2 separate regions of the Homo sapiens genome follow, and region 2 is linked to region 1. The links are chromatin loops, found by intact Hi-C in ENCODE. Cell type or tissue: mesothelial cell of epicardium. All regions are shown on one strand. Each heading gives the region's core, and the rest is flanking DNA. Links, peaks and the distances in the headings are about the cores only. Region 1 has its middle 80 kb from the start of C14orf180. Region 2 overlaps TDRD9 (tudor domain containing 9).

The links. Hi-C counts contacts between places; a loop is a spot of excess contacts. Peaks named below come from ENCODE experiments on the same cell type or tissue, not always from the same donor. Only the 100,000 strongest peaks of a DNase experiment are listed, where the experiment ranks them.
Region 2: a loop joins it to region 1, with 29 times the contacts of the local background. A loop is called at or near these places in 1 of 110 quality-filtered maps.

The regions. Positions count from the first base shown.
Region 1 is chr14:104,493,576-104,505,572 of GRCh38, forward strand. No RefSeq gene overlaps it. Among named protein-coding and RNA genes, the nearest start is that of C14orf180, 80 kb to the right of the region's middle. In mesothelial cell of epicardium, for the core only: no CTCF peak of the experiment used is centred there; DNase peaks (open chromatin) are centred at 5,056, 6,436, 7,456, 9,636 and 2 weaker places.
Region 2 is chr14:104,019,662-104,031,658 of GRCh38, forward strand. It overlaps TDRD9 (tudor domain containing 9), which reads left to right. Exons shown (of 36, transcript NM_153046.3): 24 at 2,496-2,669; 25 at 4,908-5,019; 26 at 5,903-6,115; 27 at 6,386-6,475; 28 at 7,018-7,278; 29 at 11,447-11,602. Among named protein-coding and RNA genes, the nearest start is that of ASPG, 60 kb to the right of the region's middle. In mesothelial cell of epicardium, for the core only: no CTCF peak of the experiment used is centred there; no DNase peak of the experiment used is centred there.

The DNA of each region.
Region 1 (11,997 bases), core at 1,745-9,744:
CAAAGAATAAAGTTGAAAGACTCACACTTCCTGATTTCAAAACTTACTACAAAGTGACAGTAATCGAGACAATGTGATACTGTCATGAAGACAGACACACAGATCAATAGAATAGAATTGGGAGTCCAGAAATTAACCTTTTCATTCATAGCCAATTGGTTTTCAACAAGGTGCTGAGACAGTTAAGTGGGGGAAAGAAGAGTCTTTTCAATAAATGGCATTGGGACAGCTATATTTCCACATGCAAAAGAATGAATAACCCCTAATTCATACCATACACAAAAATTAAAACTCAAAATAGATCGTAAACCTCAATGTCTATGAGATAAGAGTTAAAACTACAGAACTCTTAGAAGAAAACATAAAAGTCAATCTTCATGACCTTGGGTTAGGCAATGGTTTCTTAAATAGCACACCAAGAGCACAAACAGAAACATCAACCAAAAATAGATAAACTGGGCCATATCAAAATTTAAACTTTTATGCTACAAATAATACCACCAAGAAAGCAAAAGTAGAACACCATAGAATTGGAGAAAATATTTTCAAGTCATATATCTGCTAGAGGCCTTATATCCACTATATATTTAAAAATTCTTGGCCGGGCACAGTGGCTCATGCCTATAATCCCAGCACTTTGGGAGGCCAAGGCGGGCGGATCACGAGTTCAGGAGATTGAGACCATCCTGGCTAACATGGTGAAACCCCGTCTCTACTAAAAATACAAAAAATTAGCCGGGCGTGGTGGCGGGTGCCTGCAGTCCCAGTTACTCGGGATGCTGAGGCAGGAGAATGGCATGAACCCAGGAGGTGGAGTTTGCAGTGAGCCAGGCTGCACTCCAGCCTGGGTGACAGACAGAGTGAGACTCCATCTCAAAAAAAAAAAAAAAAAATTCTTATAGCTCAATAACAAAAAGACAAAAATACCATTTAAAAGGGGGCAAAGGGCTTAAATAGACATTCCTTCAAAGTAAATATACAAAAGGCCAATAAGCACGTGAAAAGCTGTTCAATATCTTTATTCATCAGGGAGGTAGAAACCAAAACCACAACCAGATTCTACCCCACATCCTGAGGACGTCTAGGATCAAGAAGACAGACAATGACAGCTGCAGACGAGGATATGAAGGAACTGGAAGCTGATGGGGTTGCAACATGCTGTAGCTGCTTTGGAAACAGGTTGGCAATTTCTTATAATGTTAAACATAGATTTACCATATGACCTGGTAATTCCACTCTTAAGTGTATATACCCAAAATAAATGAAAACACATGTCCACAATTTTTATATGCAAATTTTCATAGCAGCACTATTCGTAATAGACAAAAATTGAAATAACTCAAATATTCATCAACCAATAAATGAATAAATAAAATGCATTCTATCAGTACAATGAAATATTATTTGGCAATGAAAAGGAAATGAAATACTGATAAATTCCACAAAATGTTGATAGTGATGAACCTTGAAAACATGCTAAGTGCAAGAAGTCGGTAACAAAGAACCACATATTATAGGATTGCATTTGTAATAAAGTGTCTAAAACAGGCCAATCCATAGAGACAGAAAATGGATTAGAATTTTCTTAGAGCTGGGAAGTGAGCAGAGAGGAATATGAATGACTGTTAATGGATAAAGGGTTTCTTTTATGAGAAACAAAAATGTTCTAAAGTTAGATTATGATGGTGGTTGCACAACCCTGTGAATGGTGAATGTACTAAAGCACATCAATTTGTACACTTTAGGTGACTCATATGGTATGCAAATTATATCTTGATGAAACTGTTTCTTTTTTTAAAAAAAGTCACCAGGTTTAAACAGGTCAAAGCTGGCTTTCTCTATATAATAATACAAATAATTTCAATGTTATTTTGAACATTCTGGGACATGGGAAAAGATGGGAAATTTTAATTGTATAAGTGAAACTTTAATTGTATAATTAAAAGAGAACAGAAAAAGATAACTATAAACTGACTCACAATATATATGTAAAAAGAATCTGAATAAAATATTAGAAAATAGAACCCAGAAATATATTTCTAAAAATCTGCTATGACCAAGTATTATGTGTTGGTTTTCAGGAATGCAAGGGTAGTTCAATACCAAGAAACTAGCTACAAAATTTAGTATATCCATCAACCACATGATCCCATCAATAGACACCGAAAAAGCATTTGAGGAAACTCAGCAATCGGTCCTGCAAAAAAATCTGGAGAAAAGTAATACTAAAAAGAAACTATTAAAAAAGAGATCTCAAATCCCAGCTGCTATTTGTAGGGGAATGGCTCTCCCATGGTGCCCCTACCATGTTGCACATCTCCTTACAGGCCTCCTAGAGGAGGCTTGGCCACAGTCTAAGCTGAGTCCTGGGAATGACTCCTCCTGAAGCAAGGGGAGATTAGGCTGGGGAGGAGTCAGCAAGGGCAGCCCCTGATCCGTGTGAGAATGCCTCCAAGGGTTGCTCATCCATCTCCCCGGTTTCCGTTGAGCACAAAGCTCTTCCTCACCACTCCCCTGTCATGTGGAGCTGCTGGCTTCTGTGTAGTCTGTACAAATGCTTGGCCATAGTTTAGAGAGGACTCCTCAATGGCAGAGTGACCCAACACTCAAGCCGACGATCACCAGACCTTTCTGTTTCAGTCGACCTGTGGATTAGGGGCACCAGGACCTGACACTGCACTGGTTGTGGCTTTGCTGTCTGTGTGAGTAATGAACTGTCTTGAATCCTCTTGGCTGCTCTGTCTTCTTGGCAGCGAGGTCTATGGGAGTGAAACCTGCTGACCTCACTGCCGCTGCCACGCTCCCTTTAGGGATGACTTGGCCACCTGACACAGATAATATCCAAATCATGAAACACCAAACTAATACAATTAAAACCAGAACTTAGCAAGGGAGGTCCACCATTTTTATTTGATATTGCACTGAGGCTTCAAGCAGATGCAAATGGCCAAGAAAATGAAACACATACTTTAAGCGTTGGAAAAGATATAGCTATTAGTTTTCACAACCCAGATATTGTATTTAAAAATTAGAATTAAAAAGAAAATGTGATAGGATGAGATGATGTCATATAATTATGCAGAAACAAATGCACTATCTCTTTTCAAATGATAGGCATCTAGAAACGGAAAGGGGAAGAATCAGTCTGTCCACAACAGTGACAAAACCGTGAGCTACTTAGGGAGCAATGGAACAGGACTCGGGAACTGTGTGCCCAGCATCTGCCCACTGCTGCTCGGAGCCATTTCCTGTCCTGCCCTGCTCCATACTCCAGGCTCCCTTCCCTTCTGTCTTCCAGTAGATTTGGCCAATGGGCGGTGCTGACCCAAGATTGAAGGGTGGGATGAAAGGACACGTGAGGCCCTTCTCTCCCTCTCTCTGTTCCAGTGGCACCTCCAGCTGCAGCTGGGTCTCCTCGGTGGCTGTGGGCTCCCACCTGAAAGCTCCTTTCTCCATGGTCCCAAATGGGGCTGAGAGTCTCAATATGATTAGAGCATGCTCTACACTGACCCTCCAGGCCCAGCCCTGGGGTAGAAGTGACCTCACCACCATACAAAGTAACCCCTACAACCAGCTCCCTGCATTAAATTCCCTCTGCTTAAAAGATCTAGAGTGATTTCTGGTTTCCAGGTCAGAACCTGACTGATACAATCCCTATGGGATAAAAAAATGATAAAATCTTATTTAAAGACACAAAGCAGACACATTTTTCTGGATAAGAACTTTCAATTTAAAAATGTCAATTCTCTTGAAATTTATCTTTTAGTCAAATGCCATTTCATTAGATTCCCAACAGAGTTTTAGGGGTTTTGGTGTGGTCTTGTTGGGTAGAATTATGTAGACATTTTTATGGGAGGATAAATACTCGTGCAAGATGAGACAACCCTGCCACTGTACACACACTGACAACACGCCACGAGTTGGGTTAGAAAACCAGAAAATGACCTCAGGATAAGCAAGAAGATAAGACCAAGCTTCATTTGTTTCAGGGTAAACAGAAGCATCATTTAATTAATGGACTAGCACACCCAGCTGCCATCTAGAAGAAAATAAAAGTGGATCCACTCCTTCATCTTAATCAAAACTAAATTCTAAGTGGATTAAAGACTTAAATGTAAAAGAAAGTAAAAATAAAATAAAAATACTGCAAGAAAATCTGGAAGACCATGCCAGCTAGGGTAAGGATTCCTCATTAAGCAAGACTGAAAACTCAGAAATTCTTAGAAGAAAGTATAAATATGATGGACTATAAAACAATTTAAAACTCATCTATGAATAGATACCTAAAACCAAATCAACAGACAAAGTATAAGTTTAGAAAAACAAAAAGTGGGCCAGATGCAGTGGCTCACGCCTGGAATCCCAGCAATTTGGGAGGCCAAGGCAGGTGGATCACCTGAGGTCAGGAGTTCAAAACCAGCCTGGCCAGCATGGTGAAACCCTGTCTTACTAAAAATACAAAACTAGCTGAGCGTGGTGGCATGTTCCTGTAATCCCAGCTACTTGGGAGGCTGAGGGAGGAGAATCGCTTGAACCCGGGAGGTGGAGGTTGCAGTGAGCTGAGATCAGACCACTGCACTCCAGCCTGGGCAACAAGAGTGAAACTCCATCTCAGAAAAAAAAAAAGAAAAAAGAAAAACAAAAAAAAAAGTGATTTATGATGAAAACAACAGTGAGAAAGCTGTTATCTGTAAGATATGAAAAGTGCTTACAAATTGATAGGAGAAAAAAATCCAATAGGAAAAGGGTCAAAACAATACACATTCACAAAAGAGTAAATCCAAATGGCTAACATCATATAAGAAATGTTCAAAACTACCAATAATTGGTGACATGCAAGTTAAAGCCACAAGGAGCTGTCACTTAAAACCCACCTGACCAGCAAATTGAAAGGGCAGCAGGACCGATTGCAGGAGAGGATGCGAAGAAGAGAGAGCGTGCATCACTACTGCTGGGAAGCGGACATTCGGCAGCATTTTTGGAAAGTTATCTAGAAATGTCAGTTCAAAGAAACACCATCCATGCTTTTTAACCTCCAAATCCCAATCTGTAGTATCTGCTTGGGTAGCCACAGCACAGCAGCACACATGGTGCCCTTCACGGGAGGAAAAGGGATTCTCACACTCTCGGCGGCTGAAGGTCCGAGGTCAAGGTGGTGGCAGGGCTGCTTTATCCTGGGCCTCCCTCCTGGGCATGTGGTGTGGTCTTTTCCCTGGGTCCTCACATGGTTGTTCGTGTGTGTGTGTGTGTGTGTGTGTGTGTGTGTGTGTCTGCTACTGTTCCCCCTGCCAGGAGGTGATGACCTATGGGTTGCCTCCATCCTGCCCAGGATGTCTGATGTCAGACAGAGCCTGAATCCTGTTCCCAGACTGAACACTGGTATCACTCAGACTGAGTCCAAATCCTGATCTCAGACTGAGCCTGAATCCTGATTTCAGACTAAGCCCTAAAAATTCTGCCTCAGATTGAGCTCTGACCCTGGTCTCACACTGAGCCTGAATACTGATCTCAAACTGAGTCTGAATCTTTATCTCAGACTAAGCCTGAATCCTGATTTTAGACTAAGCCTGTATTAGTCCATTTTCACACTGCTATAAAGAACTTCCCTGAGACTGGGTAATTTATAAAGGAAAGAGGTTTAATTGACTCACAGTTCCACATGGCTTGTGGGGAGCGCTCAGGAAACCTACGATGATGGAGGAGGGCGAAGGGGAAGCAAGTGCCTTCTTCACAAGGTGGCAGGAGAGAGAAGAGCGAAGGAGGAACTTCCAGACACTTATAAAAGCATCAGATCTCATGAGAACTCACTCACTATCATAAGAACAGCGTGGGGGAACCGCCCCATGATTCAATCACCTCCCTCCCTCAACACATGGGGATTACAATTCGAGATGAGATTTGGGTGGGGACACAGAGCGAAACCATATCAAAACCCAAATCCTGATCTCAGAGTGAGCCCAATACTGATTTCAGACTGAGCCCTGAATCCTGATCTCATACTAAGCCTGAATCTTGATCTCAGGCTGAGCTATAAATCCTTGTCTCAGACTGAACCCTGGCTGTGCTACATTTCCAGACCTTTCTCACCCCCATTTTTGTTGCCACCTGAGGTCCCCTGGGAGCTTCATTCTGGGCTGGCAGATGCCCTAATGTTCTAGAACAGGAGCTCTGGAGTACCTGTTCACTTTCCAGTCCCCTTTTCCCATGTCCCCTCCCAGTTGTCCTCTTGCAGCCTGAAGAAGTCTCATGGTTCTAGACTGCAGACTTCTGCTGGGGCAGCTTGTTTACCTAGAAGAGGTGGCCAGAGCCCAGGTGACCAGGGAAGGAGTTCCCTGCAGTGTAACTCCACCTGGGGACTGATCACTCACCATTGCCTGCCACCTGGGGAGGAAAGGCTCACCTCCACTTCCTTCTCAGATGGCCCCACCCTTGCATCCTCTGGTTGCCATAAAATTCTTTTGCACAGGAGGTTCCTGCTTAGCCCTGTGTCACCTCTGGGACCAGCCTGCAGGCCTGCCCAGTGCTGTGGCTCTGCCCAGGACAGCAAGGTGAGTTCAGAAGCAGAGGTTGGGCACTCTCAGACTCCCAGGGGCCAGGTATAGCAGCCCTGGCTCAGGCAGCTGCTGTGACCGACTGGGATCCCAGGCCGCTTTCCACCTCTTTCCTTCCTGGGAAGCACTGCCAGTCCTTGTCCTTCCAACTGACCAGGACAGGAGGTCAGAGGGGAGGTCATCCCCACAGACAGGGCTCCCAGGACGGCACCTGCAAAGCTGCCCTCTGTGGTCCCGAGAGCCAGTGCCTGGCACGGCCGCCCGCTTCAGACTGTGGCTGTGGGCAAGTGTGTACTCTCCAGGAAGAAGGGGCCTGTTGCCTCACTGTTGATCATCCTTAAAAAAGAAACTAGAGACACCCCGGGTGCCTCTCTGCGGCCCCATAAATCTGGAGAGGAGGGAGCTGCACCGAGCGAGCTTAGGCTTTTGAATTTTAAATGGCCAATTTGGTCAATGAATCAATTTCACTGGGCTGAGGCAGCGTGGAGATGAAAGCGGTTTTAAGACCTATTGAAGGCGGTGAGAGCCTCTTTGTCCATGCTTTTCTCAGGCTGCCGCCCTCTAATATTTCATCTATATTCATTTTTATGGCTTTCCAAATTATAGATGTCAGCTAAAAAAACTGAAAAAAAGAGAGGGTGAAGAAAGGAGGGGGAAATTCACTGCTGTTGAATAGAAAGGCGAAGTTATCCCTCCCAAAGCCAGCCAGTGTGCTGGGACGTGACCCAGAACTCACAGCCGGTCCTTCCATATCTGGGCCTCATTCCTGCATCTGGTCTGTGACCCAAGGCTGAGCCTTTGCTGCCCATGGGGCAAAGGATGAGGCAGACAGTTCTCCCTCCAGTGGGGAGCTCATGTTCTAGTGGGAGAAGGAGAGAGACCTCCTAAAAGTGAGCAGAACAAAGACCCTGGTACTCAGGGCAACACAGAGTGGGTGAGGCAGGGCTGTGGAGGAGGGAGTTGAGAGCAGGGTAGGAATGACCTGCCCTTGTGCAAGCATTTTCTTTCCAATTTCCACCATGCTCAAACTGTAACCTGAGGTTATGATGCCCATTCCTGGGAATTCATGTTCTACTGATCTGGAATAATTCTGACCTAACTGGCTAAAAATTAATGTGTACATTATCTTTGATAAAGGGCTTGCTCTGCAATTTGTAGTATAAAGGGATCACAAGGTAAATACTTTAAACCAGGGCTCAGCAAACTTTTTCTGCAATAGGCTGGCTAGTAAATATTTCAGCCTTGGTGCACCATGCAATCTGTTGCAACTACTAAACTCTGATGTTGTTACGTGAAAGCCGTCATAGACAGCAATACGGTTTGGCTGTGTCCCCACCCACATCTCAAATGTTAGCTCCCATAATTCTCACATGTTGTGGAAGGGACCTGGTGGGAGGCCATTGAACCATGAGGGCAGGTCTATCCAGTGCTGGTCTCATGATAGTGAGTAAGTCTCACAAGATATGATGGTTTTACAAATGGGAGCTCCCCTGCACATGCTTTCTCTCTTGTCTTCTGCCATGTAAGACAGAACTTTGCTTCTCCTTCACCTTCCCCCATTATTGTGAGGCCTCCCTAGCCATGTGGAACTGTGAGTCCATTAAACCTCTTTTTCTTTATAAATTACCCAGTTTCAGGTATGTCTTTATTAGTAGCATGAAAATGGACTAATACAGACAGTACGTAAACAAGTGAGTGTGGCTGCATTCCAGTAAAACTTTATTTATAAAAATGGGCAACAAGCTGGATTTGGCCCATAGGCCACAGTTTACCAACCCCTGCTTTTAAATACCAAAGTGAATTCACTGGTTTTTCTGCAGTGTACTGTCCCATCCAGTGAACTTTTCACTTCAGAGATTGGCACAATTTGCCACTTCTAGAAATTCCACTTGGAATTTCTGTGTCCCCTATTTCTCTCCTCGCTCTGTTCATGTTTTCCTTTAAGTCCTTGAGTATATGGAACATATTTATAACAAGTGTTTTAACATCCTGGTTTGCCTTTTCCATCACCTCTGTCAGTTCTGGGCCTATCTCTATTATTAATAACTAATTTTTTCCTGTCGATAGGCCCTACTTTCCTACTTGTTTGTCTAGTGATTTTTGATTGGATGCTGGACATTGTGTTGAATACTGTACATTGTTGAGTTCTGAATTCACTTACATGCCTTTAAAGAGTGTTGGGCTCCATTCTGGCAGGCAGTTAAGTCACCTGGAGAGAAGTTTGATGCTTTTGAGGGTGAGTCTAGAGTCACCTTTCCTCTTGGGTGAGTTAAGCCCCACTACTAAAGCAAAACTCTTCTGAGTCTCTAGTGAATGCCCATGTCTTCAATAACTTCTCTCCATTCTGGCTGGTGGAAACTTAGATGGTTCTAAGCCATTCACCTTGCAGCTCTCTGATAATTGTTATTTCTTCAGCATTGCCCTTGAAGTTTCACGCCTTGCGTGGGACAATTGACATTCAGGCACAGACCTATGGGAACCCCTATGCAGAATTCTGGCACTCTTTTTCTGCCTATTTCCCTCTTCTCTGGTATTCTGCCAGCAAATTCTAGCCATCTCAGCCTCCCAAAATTCTGATCTCTATCTCCTCAATCCAATGAGACCACCAGGCTCTGTGTGGATCCCTCCTCTCATAAGAAGACAAAGAGCTGTCAGCCTTAAGGAAGGACGGAGAACTGAAAAAATGTCCAGCCATCCTAAAGGAATCTCCAAATCAGTACCAAGGAAGCAGGTCCACCACACCTTGACTAAGGCCTTCCTTCCCCATCACAGCCCATTACTCCATAATCCAGTCCTCAGCATAGCAGCCCTCCTGGACATTGTCTCCACACAGAAAGTCCAGGCCTCAGAGGGGTCACTTTATTTGTTTCCCTCTGAATGGGTGTCTCAGTTCTGCACTTGCTGTGGTTTGAATGTTTTCCCCCCAACCTCATATTGAAATTGGATTCCCAGGGTTGGAGGTGGGGCCTAATGGAAGGTGGCTGGGTGGTGGAGGTGGACCCCTCATGCATAGATCATGCCCTCCCTCAGGGAGGAGCGAGCTCTTGCTGTTAGTTCTCATGAGAGGGGCTTGTTGAAAAGGGCCTGGCACCTCCCCCATCTTGCTTCTTCTCTTGCCATGTGGTCTCTGCACACACCAGCTTCCCTTCACCTTCCCCTGTGAGTGGGGAAGGTGGCACAGCCTGAGGTCCTCACCAGAAGTTGAGCAGATGCTGGCACCATGCTTCTGTCCAGCCTGCAGAACCATGAGGCAATAAAGCTCTTTTTCTTATAAATTACCGAGCAGTAGGTATTCCTTTATAGCAACAAAAATGGACTAAGACAGCGCTCACTCTCCAATGTCTGAGAACAGTCGTTTCATACTTTTTTGCCCAGTTTTCTAGTTGCTTAACTCAGAAGAGTGAGTCTGGAAGCTGTAGTAGGAGACTCTGCCCATGGATCTTAAATAATATAAAAGTACTCATTTCTATCTAACCCACTTTACCACTTTAATATAACTGTGGTGAGTTGGCAGCATCACAGACTTTAGGTTGGACGGAGCTTAGAAACCACGTGGTGCTAGCCTTTCACATTGCAGACAGAGAAAGGGAAGCCCAGGGAGTGGTGGGGCATGGCCGTTTAGCAGCTGGTGGCAAGCAGGCTGATACAAGACTTGTCTATCCCTGCACCACCCTCAGCTACTGCCCACCCATGTCCTCCTGCAGCCTGGGCACCCAGGTAACAGCTCTGAACTCCGTGTTTACAACCCCCATGCCGACACACATGCACACTGCTGCATAAGCATCAATTTCCTACCAAGTTGGTCCATGGGCCAGCGGGCTGCACCTAGAGGAGATCTGTCCACACCAGCCCGCCTGAAAACAACCGAGCCACAGTGCTGGGCCCAGAACCCAGTACAGCCCCCTTTCCTCTCAGGCCATCCCAGCCTACCAGAGGAGTCTAGTAATGCCAGCCCTCCAAAGCAAGGTTCCTCAGCAAACCACACCCCGCCCACACCACAGAGCCCTCAGGCCACAGCATAACACACATAACACAGCTTCTCATTCATTTAGGGGCTAAATGTCAGCAACTGCAGGCACAGGTCTCTGCTGAGGCCAAGGTATTAGACCTGCTGGGGAGAGGGAGGAGCAGTTATCAGCCTGCCCTGAGCTGGAGGTGGGTGTGCCTCAGACCTCGTGCCAGCCTGGGTCCTGCCACCCTCTAGGTGTCACCGGCCCCCTGGGCCCCCACACAGAGAGTGAGACTCATTCAGCAGGAAGGGCTGAGAAAGCTGGGAGGGGTGGCCGGCAGCTGGCACAGCACAGGCTTCTCCATGCACGCATTACCTCCCAGGGTTGCCTGACTGACTGTTGAGAGTCAGGCTTCATCCTGGTGCTGCAGGTGCCCTGGAGACATGAGCTGCTAAGGTGAGGCTGCCACAGAGGAGGGCGGCTCCCCATCCCTTTGCTTGGGACTGAGGGGTTTCCCAGGGCATGGGACTTTGAATGCCAATGCCGGGAAGGCCCCAGGCAGACTGGATGAGTTGGTCACGCCACCCTAGTGTAATAGCTGATAGGCTGACATCTCAAAGATTCACATCCTGGTGGCTGGGGCCTGTGAATGTGTGACTTCACATGGCCCCTGCCGGTGTGATTAAGTCAAGGACTGGAGCTAGGGAGTGGCTCTTGGATGGGGTGGACCCTGCATGCAATCACGGGAATCCTTTTAAGAGGAAGCAGGGGCAGATTTGGCAACGCAGAGGAGGAGACCGCGCAGACAGAGGCAGAGATGGAGGGGTGCAGCCACACCAGGGCCACCTGGAGCCCCCGAAGCCTGGAGAGACAGGGACGAGATTCTCCCTTTGAGCCTCCAGAGGGAACCAGCCTTGCTGACATCTAGATTTTAAAGCCATGAGACTTGTTCTGAATTCCTGGCCTCTGGAAATGTGAGATAATAAAGTAACGTTTTCTAATAAGGCCAGACCTCCAAAGCAAGGCTCCTCAGCAAACCACACGCCACCCACACCACACAGCCCCTCAGTCTGCGGATTCACAACACAACCCAGGAGATAGGACCCGGGAGACGCCGGCCCCCGCCTGCAGCCAGGCTGAGCTTGACGGCCACAATAGGGGCAGCCATAGCAGAGGGCTGCCTCAGAAGTTCTGCTTCACCACCGGGGAAAGTGCCAGGAGGCCTGGCACGTCCCGGGATAGTGAAGACGGGTAGCCACTGGGCCACCTGGAAGGTGACTGCGGCACCTGCACCCCCCGCATGGTTGCTCCCCACCCCCAGAGCTGCTGCAGGCACACCTGGCGCCTGCTCCAGCCAGCCTTGGCATCTTCCTCTCTGTTCCTCCCTCCGGGCAGGGCAACTGGGCAGGCTGGACACCCAGCAGGGGAGCTGTCCACATCAAGAGCTCCCCTTCTACTACCATTTCTGGGCCACGTCCTCCGCCCTCAAAACAGCA
Region 2 (11,997 bases), core at 3,935-11,934, 470 kb before region 1:
TAGAGCAGGGGTGACTTCATGTAGACTCTGTGAGGTGCCAAGGGCGCATGGGCAGATGGGCACAGGTGGTACCTGGGCATATCATGTTCTCCCATAAGAAGCTTTCAACTTCGTGGTAGGAGTGGAGAGTCAAATTAGTTTCACAGACATTTGCCTGCTGTGAGATGTCATGGGAAAGGCCTAGAAGGTCAGAAGAAGACATTCTATCTGAGGCCCAATATTAGAGCAGTAACATTAATTTGAGACTTCCTCGGGTAGACGTCGGAGGGTTGTGAGGCCTCGGGCTGGTGCAGTGGCCAGTGCAGAGGTGGTGCAGTAGGGTCAGGTGGTTTTCCAGCAGGAGGCAGTCATTAGCTGATCTTGACAGGGGAAAGCTGAGACTGTGCACACATAGCTGGTAGCCGTTTGGGCAGAGCTGCTCCGTGTCAGATGGAGTCTGTTTTGTGGAGGTCAGGTGCTGACTTTGAGACAGTCTTCTGGCAGACTGATGAGTGTGAACATGACTAGGTGGGCACTTGGAGACCTTTGAGTGGTCTGTCCGGAACTGTGTTTTATGGAACTTACTCAGGGATAAGCGGAAGGTCAAGGTAAGAGGAGTAGAAGCCGGCCTGGAGTCTTTGCAGTAGTCCAAAGCAGAGGTACTGAGATGTGCAGCCAGTATGGTGCTGTTGGACATGAAAAGGAGCCAACAGACGGGAAGGAGGATGTCTTGGATTTGCCTGGTGATTGCATGTGGGGGGCAAAGAAGTGAGAGGAGCCCAAGAGCATCCGGCTTTCCAGCCTGGATGCTGGGGAGGATGCAGCTTCGAGGAGAAGACGCTGAGGTCTGGAGTTTAAAATTACTTCTACGGAGTCTTAGGAGAGACTCTAAAGAAGGGAGATAAAGCAGAAGGGCATGAATCAGGCAGTGGGTGGAAGGAAAATGCGTGCATTTATGAGTGAAGAGGATGGGGCGTGAAGGAGAGCGGAGGAGGCGGAGCGGGTCAGGGTTGATTCATGTACCTGCTCCACACACCTCCCCTGCTGGGCGTCTTTCCAAACTGCTCAAGGTGTACATTTCCAGGAGAGAGCTCATTACAGGACGATTTTTATAGTAGAGGAAGGGGCCCAGGTCTGTTTTTGTGGCTCTGTGATGATGTGGGGACCCAGGGGCATTAGAACTTGCATGCATAGCAAGGTAAACTTGATGCTGTCTTCCTTCTGCCTGGCACATCCAGCAGGCACCTTTTGCTCCATGCCTGCTCCTCATGCCCCAGAGTGGGGCTGGAATGGGACACCGAAATATGGGCTGGGGCAAGAGAGGGCATTTATCAATATTACTTGGTGTTTTATTCTGTTCTCTCGGTGCTATAAAGAAATACCTGAAACTGGGTAATTTATAAAGAAAAGAGGTTTAATTGGCTCATGGTTCTGCAGGCTGTATAGGCTGCTGCTTCTGGGGAGGCCTCAGGAAACTTACAATCATGGTGAAAGGCAAAGGGAAGCTGGCATTTCTTACATGGCTGGAGCGAAAGGAAGAGAGCAAAGGGGAGGTGCTTGTAAACAACCAGATCTCGTGAGAACTCACAAGAACAGCAAGGGGGAAATCGCGCTCACAATCCGGTCACCTCCCACCAGGCCCCTCCTCCAATATTGGAGATTACAATTCGACATGAGATTTGGGCAGGGACACAGATCTAAACCATATCACTTGGCAATCAATTTATATCACTTGGCAATCAATTTATATCACTTGGCAATCAATGGTTTTGGCCCAGGCGCTGTGGCTCAGTCCTGTAATCTCAGCACTTTGGGAGGCTGAGATGGGCAGATCATGAGGTAAGGAGATTGAGACCATCCGGGCCAACATGGTGAAACCCTGTCTCTACTAAAAATACAAAAATTAGCTGGACGTGGTGGCACACGCCTGCAGTCCCAGCTACTCGGGAGGCTGAAGCAGGAGAATCTCTTGAATCTGGGAGGCGGAGGTTGCAGTGAGCCAAGATGACATCCCTGCACTGGCGACAGAGCGAGACTCCATCTCAAAAAAATAAATAAATAAATAAAAATAAATTTAATGCTTTTTTTGAAGGGGAATTACAAAGATCACTGAGCTATATACATTTGTGTGGTTTTCTGTATCTGTTTTATTTTATGATAGTAAAGAAAGACATTCTGTTATAATCATGAAAATTCTTTTGCAATTATGAAAGTAATTATGAAGTAAGATTTCTTTGCCCCAAATTCCATGTGACTTTAGTGTTTATTCTGCATTATATTATACAAGGATGATACTTGGTTTTGGTTTAATGACATGTCATTATAACTTTTATTTCTCTTCAATTAATAATTTTCCATTGGAGAAATTAATACATGTTATTGATTAATTATAAATTGAAGAGTTACTGGCATTTTGAGGAGAGATGTGACAGAATTTCTGTCTTGAGAGAAATGAATATGCAGTTTTTAAACAGATGCCTGATAAATTTATTTTTAAATTTACATTTGTGGAACAGAGCCTTTGTGGAATTCTCACGAAATCCAACAGAGAGATTTAAAACCCTTCCTGCAGTATATATGGCAATTAAGATGTCTCAACTAAAAGTTTCACTTGAACTCAGCGTTCATTCTGCAGAGGAAATTGAAGGGAAGGTGCAAGGCATGAACGTCTCAAAGCTCAGGAACACAAGGTATTTTCGGGAGGGAGGTGGCAGACAGGCCGTGCCTGCTTTCACATTCTCAGGTGCTATTTTTACATGACCGTTGATCTGGCATTGCTTCAGATCATGGTAAAAGCACTGGCTTGGCTGGGTGTGGGGGCTCACGCCACTCATCCAGCACTTTGCGAGGCCGAGGCAGGCAGATCACTTGAGCCCAGGAGTTTGAGACCAGCCTCGCCAACATGATGAAACCCTGTCTGTACTGACAATACAAAAATTAGCCGGGCATGGTCGCACACACCTTTAATCCCACCTACTCGGGAGGCTGAGGCAGGAGAATTGCTTGAACCCAGGAGGCGGAGGTTACAGTCAGCCGAGATTGCACCACTGCACTCCAGCCTGGGCGACAGAACAAGACGCTGTCTTAAAAAATAAATAAATAAATAAATAAATAAATAAATAAAAAAGCACTGGCTTTGTGGTTGAGTGGAGCTGCTGTTGAATCCTGGTTGCATCATCTCCTCACTGTGTGCACTTGGGCACATTACCTAACCTCTCTGAACCTCAGTTTTTTTTCTGTTTAATAGAAATGATACCAGCCGGGTGAGGTGGCTCATGCCTGTAATCCTTGCATTTTGGGAGACCGAGGCGGGAGGATCACTTGAGGTCAGGAGTTCAAAACGAGCCTGGCCGACATGGTGAAACCCCGTCTCTACCAAAAATACAAAAAAATTAGCCGGGTGTGGTGGCGGGCACCTATAATCCCAGCTATGTGGAAGGCTGATGCAGGACAATCAATTAAACCCAGGAGGCAGAGGTTGCAGTGATGAGCTGAGATCACGCCACTGCACTCCACCCTGGGCGACAGAGCGAGACTCCGTCTCAAAAAAAAAAAAAAAAAAAAAAAAAAAAAAGGATACCTATGGTGTAAGGCTGTTGAGAGGATTGAGTGATATCATTGATGTAATTTTTAGTTAAATAGTAGGGATTAAATCTAATGTTAATTTCCTGTCTTCCTAGATAGGATTATGCATTTTGTTTTGCAAATTCTCTTTTTAAGTAATGTGGAATATTTTTTGTCTTCAACACAGCAGTCAGTGGGACATAATGGAGATGCAGCTGGGAGCACCTAGTTGCTTACCAGTGTAAGCTGCCCTTCCTTGCCAAATGGCATCTTTCCCTCCCGCCCAGAGAGTGGTACAGGGCCAGGGCTGTCTGTAGGGCTGGTCAGCCCAGGGCAGGAGCACTTGCTGCATGCAGCTGTCATAACCCTGGTGGATCTTCTTCTCTTGGACCAAACTGAGTCACCCATGGTATTTGTGACAGACTGCTTGCCTTTTGGCCATATCCCCATAGTCACCTATGTGGGAAGTCTCATTTATTATTTCTTAATTGTAGAGTTTTCAGTTCTGGGAGGAACTTAACAGGAATCTGAGGAGTTGGTGGAGGAAGGCAAATCTGTTCCATCTGGTTTCACCCAGTGTGTGACTTTTGGTTTCTGAGAGTTTGGGAGTGTAGTGGGTTCAGTCCTTCATGTAGAGAAGGCCTGTCCTGCTCTAGTGAGGTCAGACTCCACTTACTTTTGTAATCGAATGCTGGGGAGTCACTCATTGCCTGAGTCACTCATTAAAAATAGGTCTGGAGATTGGGAAAAGAGTTGGATCAAGATCTTTCTTATAATTCTTTCTCTTCATTTTAGAATAAAGTATTAGGAAATTTTTATTTTCTGTCAAATTTGTCTTTTGTATTCCAGAAGTTTAGCATTTACTATCTTATTGCCTTTAAGGGAAAATGATATTTTTGGGGTTTATTGGAAAGTCATGTGTGTGTTTTCTAACATAGCATTGAGCCAAGCGTGGATTCTTATAGTTTTCTAAAGGTCAAGGTGCACATTTGAAAACACAAGTTAGGAAACACTGCAGATAATTCTAAATCTCAGACCTTGAAAGTCTAAATTGATAATTTATTTATCTTGATAATACCTTGAAAGTAGATATTCTCTGAGAGTCTTGGCCTTCACAATTATATACTACTTGGAGGGTAGTATATAATTTTTGGGATGTGTACCCCTTCCAGAGCTCTTCAAAAAGCCAGCAGAAATTCATGTTTGAGATGAAATCAAATTTGTCATCTCTGGCTTAGGTATTTTATTGAAATGTTCTTTTCTTGTAGAAATATTAGAATAGTTCAAGTGATAATTTCACATATGTAAATGTGTTTTCTTTGTAAAACTTGATTTTTATTTTAATAAAAATTCGTATTATGTAGGGTGAATGTGGACTTCCAGAAGCAGACGGTAGATCCTATGCAAGTCTCCTTTAACACATCAGACAGGTCCCAGACAGTTACAGATCTCCTTCTAACTATTGATGTCACAGAGGTAAGGATGAAGTAATTGAGCTTTTCCTTCTTCTTAATCTAAAATCATCATGTTGTATACAGGAAGTTTACACACACACACACACACACACACACACACACACACACACAGAACTTGTGCACCTTGGTAATCTTGTTAATGTGGGTGAGTTTGAATTATCACTCTACTTGTTAAATTGAAATATGACTAAAATGGAAATTGAAACATACTTATTCTAGAATCAAAGTTAATTTTTAAAATATCAAGTACATTTAAAATGCTGAAATAAATCAGATTTAACAAGATACATGTTAGAGGAAAAAAAAGTGTGTATATTTTTGAAACAAAGTCTTGCTGTGTTGCCCAGGCTGGAGTGCAGTGGCACGATCTCTGTTCACTGCAACCTCTGCCTTCTGGGTTCAAGCGATTCCCCTGCCTCAGCCTCCTGAGTAGCTGGGATTACAGGTGTGTGCCACCATGCCCGGGTAATTTTTGTGCTTTTGGTAGAGACGGGGTTTTACCACATTGGCCAGGCTGGTCTCGAACTCCTAATCTCTAGTGATCTGCCCACCTCTGCCTCCCAAAGTGCTGGCATTACAGGCGTGAGCCACTGTGCCCCGCCGAAATGCTTATATGACCTCAGAACCTTTATTTATGTAAGAATGAGTCTTGTACCGCCAAGAAAAGGATATATTCCACACATTTCCTTACCTTAGTTCACCAGGGGACCCCCTCTTTTTGTCTCATAAACACCTGTTAAAAACCTGTAAATACTTATGTTCCGAGGATTAACGCTGGTGAGGTGTCGTACAGCACAGGGTGTCAGCCCTATGATTCAAGCTCATTTTCCTCCTTACAAAAGTCCTTTCTAGATTTCATCTCTTCTCCTCCTCTTCCTTTTTAGGTGGTTGAAGTGGGACACTTTTGGGGATACAGGATTGATGAAAACAACTCAGAGATTCTGAAAAAGCTTACTGCTGAAATCAACCAACTGACGCTGGTGCCCTTGCCCACTCACCCACATCCAGACTTGGTCTGTCTGGCACCTTTTGCTGATTTTGATAAACAACGCTACTTTAGAGCTCAAGTCCTTTATGTTTCTGGAAATTCTGCTGAGGTAGGTTTTTCTGTAACAAGTCACTGGAAGGGAAATGAGACAGACAGACGTACAGCAGTTTATCAAATATCTTTTATAATTGTAGGTGGAAATTAAAATAATTGCAGTTAGCAAAGTAGTCTGTTTCCCTCATTGATATGTGGATTTAAGCTCAGGTCACTCCAAGAATTCTATAATTATAGGATTAGAGCAGACTGCTGCATTGCTATTGCTCAGGTAGGGCATTGTTTTTGACCCCGTCGTAAAGTGTATACTTGCTTTATTTTCTAGGTATTCTTTGTAGATTATGGCAATAAGTCTCATGTAGATCTACATCTTTTGATGGAGATTCCCTGTCAATTTCTTGAACTTCCTTTCCAGGTAAGGTAGAGAAGACTCTAGGGAATGAATGCTGCATGCTGGACAGGATTCCTGGGTGGATTCCTGGGTCATATGGTGCCCTGCCTCGGCTTACAGCTAGGGGAGCCAAGGCCCAGGACAGGGAGGGACTTGCTTTGTCACAATAGCCAAATTTGGTTTCTGCTCTTCCAAAAATACATGAAAGGATTCAGATTTAGCAAAAAAAGTTGTTTTAATCCAGTAGTATCTTCTAATACTGTTTCTGAGTTTTCTGGTTATGTTGAAACCAGACAGACTTTTTAGGTAGGCCACAGACATAGTCACACATGCCCTTACCATCAGTATGAAGACAATCTAAAAATTATTCTAAATATTTCTTATTGTTGTTAAAAAGCAAACCAAGTTTCTTTAGGAAATTCTCACTACCCCAACATTAGTTTTATTGGGACTTTTATGAGAATATTATTGAAGGTACATGAACAAGGTCTGTTTTCAGTGGTATTTGGGATGAGTGTTTTGCTTATTTATAAAGCTGTTTGAGCTGTGCCCTTCTGTCCTTGTAGGCTTTGGAATTTAAGATTTGCAAAATGAGACCATCAGCAAAGTCTCTTGTTTGTGGCAAGCACTGGAGTGACGGGGCCAGCCAGTGGTTCGCCTCTCTGGTGAGCGGCTGCACCCTCCTTGTGAAGGTCTTCTCTGTGGTGCACAGCGTCCTGCACGTGGATGTGTACCAGTACTCAGGGGTCCAGGATGCCATCAACATAAGAGACGTCCTCATCCAGCAGGGCTATGCCGAGCTCACGGAGGAGTCCTACGAGTCCAAGGTGTGTGCTTTCGCCGTTGCTGGAGCACGCGTTTGTGTGAGAGAGAACGGGGCAGGCTTTCCTTCCTCTGTGGACCCTGAGATAGGAGGAGGCGGACAGTGTTCCTCTTCACCATTTGGTTTGCTGTACTTGTGTTAAGACTGGTGGCACCAATTTAAATGTCTTCTAGCTTTCTCTGAGACTAAAGTATGGTGGCTGGGTATTGTTTTTGTTGGTGAGTATTGTATTTGTTTGTCTCCTATTTAGCTTATTTTTAAAAATTATTTATTTATTTATTTAACATATTTTTTAGTAGAGATAGGGTCTCCCTGTGTTGCCCAGGTTGGTCTCAAACTCCTGGGCTTAAGGGATCCTCCTGCCTCAGCCTCCCAGAGTACTTCCAGGTGTGAGCCACTGCACCCAGCCTCCTATTCAGCTTTTTATCTTCTTAGGATAGATTTGAAAATGTTCTATATATGTGGGGAGTTTTAAAAATGGATTCCAAGATTTATCTCCCTAATGGAAGTAGTTAATAAAATATTTCAAATATTTCAAGCATTTCAAAACTTCTTTCAACTGTTTCTTTGAAAATCAGTGTTAGAGTTATTTTTCACGATTTAAAGGTTTGAGAGGCCACTTCTTTTTCCTTTTTTAGTTGCCACATAATCATTGTACATATTTATGGGATATAGAGTCATATTTTGATATGTGTATATAATGTATAATGATCAAGTGAGGGTAATTAGCAAATCTGTCACCTCAGACATTTATTATTTCTTTGTGTTGTAAACATTCAAGAACTTTCTTCTAGCTTTTTGAAAATATACCTTATAGTTAACCATATTTACCCCACAGTGCTGCAGAACGCAAGAACCTATTCCTCCAATCTAGCTGTAATTTTGTTTGTTAACCAACTTCTCTCTATTCTCCCCTTCCTGTCTTACCCAGCGTCTAATACCCACAATCCTCCTCTCTACTTCCATTATTTCAATTTTTTTTTAGCTCTTACTCATAAATGAGAACATGTCATATTTATATTTCTGTGCCTGACTTATTTTACTTAACATACCATCCTCCAGGCTCATCCACGTTGCCAAGAATGACAGGATTTTTTCTTTTTGTAGCTGAATGGTATTTTATTCTGTATATACTGCATTTTCAGTATCCATTCATCTGTTGACGGACACCTAGGTTGGTTCTGTATCTTGACTATTGTGACCACTGCTGCAGTAATCACGGGGTACAGGTATCTCTGATGTACTGATTTCCTTTCCTTTGGATAAATATCCAGTAGTGGGATTGCCAGATTGTATGTTCGTACTGTTTTTAGTTTTTTGAGTAACCTTCACACTGTTTTCAATAAAGACTGTATTAATTTACCTTCCCACCAACAGTGTATAAGAGTTCCCTTTTCTCAGCATCCTTACCAGCATTTATTTTTTGTCTTTTTGATAATAGCCATTCTAACTGGGGTGAGATGCTATCTCTCACGATGGTTTTGATTTGAATTTCCCTGATAATTAGTGATGTTGATCATTTTTCATATATTTGTTGGTTATTTGTATGTCTTCTTTTGAGAAATGTCTGTTCAGATGCTTTGCCCACTTTTTAATTGGATTATTTGCTTTTTTGCTGTTTGAGTTCCTTGTGTATTCTGGATGTTATTCCTTTGTCAGATGAGTAGTTTGCAAATATTTTCTCCCATTCTACAGGTTGTCTCTTCATTTTGTTGATTGTTTCCTGTACTATGCAGAAGGTTTTTAGTGTAATATAGTTCCATTTGTCTATTTTTGTTGCCTCTGCTTTTTGAAGTCTTGGCCATAAAATCCTTGCCTAGATCAGTGTACTAAAGTATTTCTCCTTGTTTTCTTCTAGTAGTTTTTTATAGTTTTAGGTCTTACATTTAAGTCTTTAACCCATTTTGAGTTGATTTTTGTATATGTCAAGAGATAGGGGTTTAGTGTTATTCTTCTGCATTTAGATGTCCAGTTTTCCCAGCACCATCTATTGAAGAGACTCTCCTTTCCCCAATGAATGTTCTTGGAGCCTTTGTTGAAAATCAGTTGCCTGTAAATGCGTGGCTTTATTTCTGGGTTCTCTATTCTGTTCCATTGGTCATCTGTGTGTCTGTTTTTATGCCAGTATAATGCTGGTTTGGTTACCGTAGCTTTGTAGTGTATTTCTAAGTCAGGTACTGCGATGTCTCTTGCTTTGTTCTTTTTGCTTAGGATTGCTTTGGCTTTTGGGGTATTTTTTGGTTCCATATGAACTTTAGGATTGTTTTTTCTATTTCTGTGAAGAATGTCATTGGTATTTTGATTGGAGTTGCATTGAATCTGTAGCTCGCTTTGGATAGTATGGTCATTTTAACAATATAAATTCTTCCAATTCATAAACATGAGATGTCTTAATCATTTGTGTCCTCTTCAATTGCTTTAATTGATATTTTGTAGTTTTCATTATAGAGATCATTCACCTCCTTGGTTAAATATATTCCTCGGTATTTTATTTTTGTAGGTATTGTAAATGGGATTGCTTTCTTGATATCTTTTTTAGCTAGTTATTGGTGTATAGAAATGCTACTGATTTTTGTATACTGATTTCTGTATCCTGCAACTTTTCTGAATTCATTTATCAGCTCTAAAAGCTTTTTGGTGGAGTCTTTAGGTTTTTCTATATATAAGATCATGTTATCTGCAAAGAGGGACATTTTGACTTTCTCTTTTCTAATTTGGATGCCCTTTCTTTCTTCCTCTTGCCTAATTTCTCTGGCTAGGACTTCCAGTACTGTGTTGAATATAAATGGTAAAATTGGGCATCCTTGTGTTGTTCTTGTTCTTAGAGGAAAAGATGGCAGTTTTCCCCTCTTCAGTATGGTGTTTGCTGTGGGTTTGTCATGTATGGCCTTTCTTGCGTTGAGATATGTTCCTTCTATACCCAATTTGCTGAGAATTTTTTTATCTTAAAGTAATGCTGAATTTTATCAAGTGCTTTTTCTGCATCTGTTGAGATGATCAGAGAGGCCACTTTTGAAGCTCATGTTGAAGGTCTTTTACTTCTGTTATTTCTGCTGGGGATGAAGAATACTGGGTATCAGGAAGGGACAGTCTAGCAAAATGTTAGCCAGAGTGCTGGCTAAATTCTGTATTTAATTTATATAAAAACACTTCAGGGAATTATGTTAATATTTCCAGTGTAAAACCAAAATTTTACATACAAAAAAGTCCTGTAAAAATGTTTCTTTCTTGCAAACGATAGTAAGAGAAGAAAAAAGAAAATTAAAAAAACTGTAGACCAGGTGCAGTGGCTCACATCTGTAATCCCAGCATTTTGGGAGGCCCAGGTGGGCAGATCACCTGAGGTCAGGAGTTCGAGACCAGCCTGACCAACACGGTGAAATCCCATCTCTACTAAAAATACAAAATTAGCTGGGCATGGTGGTGGGCACCTGTAATCATACTACTCAGGAGGCTGAGGCAGGAGAATTGCTTGAACCTGGGAGGTGGAGGTTGTAGTGAGCTGAGATTGCGCCATTGCACTCCAGCCTGGGCGACAAGAGTGAGACTCCGTCTCAAAGCAAACGAACAAACAAAAACCCCAAAAAACTGTAAAAAATGTTTATTTCTCTTAAATTCTCTAATGGGTAAAATGTTGCAAAGGCTGTCGGATTTCTTTTGTTTGAAGAAATAAGATTGTAAATCCTGTCATATTTCTTTTGTTTGAATCTTAAAATGAACTTGATAAAATTATTTCCCTATACTTTAATCAATGACTTCCAAAATCATCATTCTCAGTAAACTATCGCAAGGACAAAAAACCAAACACCGCATGTTCTCACTCATAGGTGGGAATTGAACAATGAGAACGCATGGACACAGGAAGGGGAACATCACACACTGGGGACTGTTGTGGGGTGAGGGGAGAGGGGAGGGATAGCATCAGGAGATATACCTAATGCTAAATGACGAGTTAATGGGTGCAGCACACCAGCATGGCACATGTATACATATGTAACTAACCTGCACATTGTGCACATGTACCCTAAAACTTAAAGTGTAATAATAATAAAATAAAAATTAATGACATAGAAATCAGAGTAACACTGTGCCTATGAAATATTTTGATTAGTTTGGAAGAAAGTCCTTGTAATATTTTCTTTTAACAAAACAAACTTTTCTTGTTTGTTCAGCAAAGCCATGAAGTTCTCAAGGGCCTCTTTTCCAAGTCAGTAGAAAACATGACAGATGGCTCTGTGCCCTTTCCCATGAAAGACGACGAGAAATATCTCATCCGGATTTTGTTAGAGAGCTTTTCTACCAATAAACTGGGTACTCCAAACTGTAAGGTGATTGTAGGAGTTTTAAAATGTAATTTAAAAGCTTAGTATCATTTTACATTTATGTGCTAGGAGTTGTAGTCAGTAGTCATGGTGGTTTTTTCTTTTCTGGCTTTTAATGCTGTTACTTTTCTCACAATTGATCCTCTTATAATAATAAGAAAAAACCCTGGGGTTTAGTGTTTAGTGGGGTTTAGAGAGAAGCTTTGACTAGTTTTTTTTTTTTTTTTTTTTTTTTAAACCCTCCTGACGTGTGCTTTTTTTGTCGGACTAAAGGAAGCACAGCGTGTGGGTTCAGAGAACTGGTGCCAGCCTTGGACTCCCTGGCTGGCTGTTAGAGCCGGTGCTGCCCGCCTGCTTGGAGAGGAGGGCTGGCCAGGGTGTCTCCTTGTTCAGGGACTCCA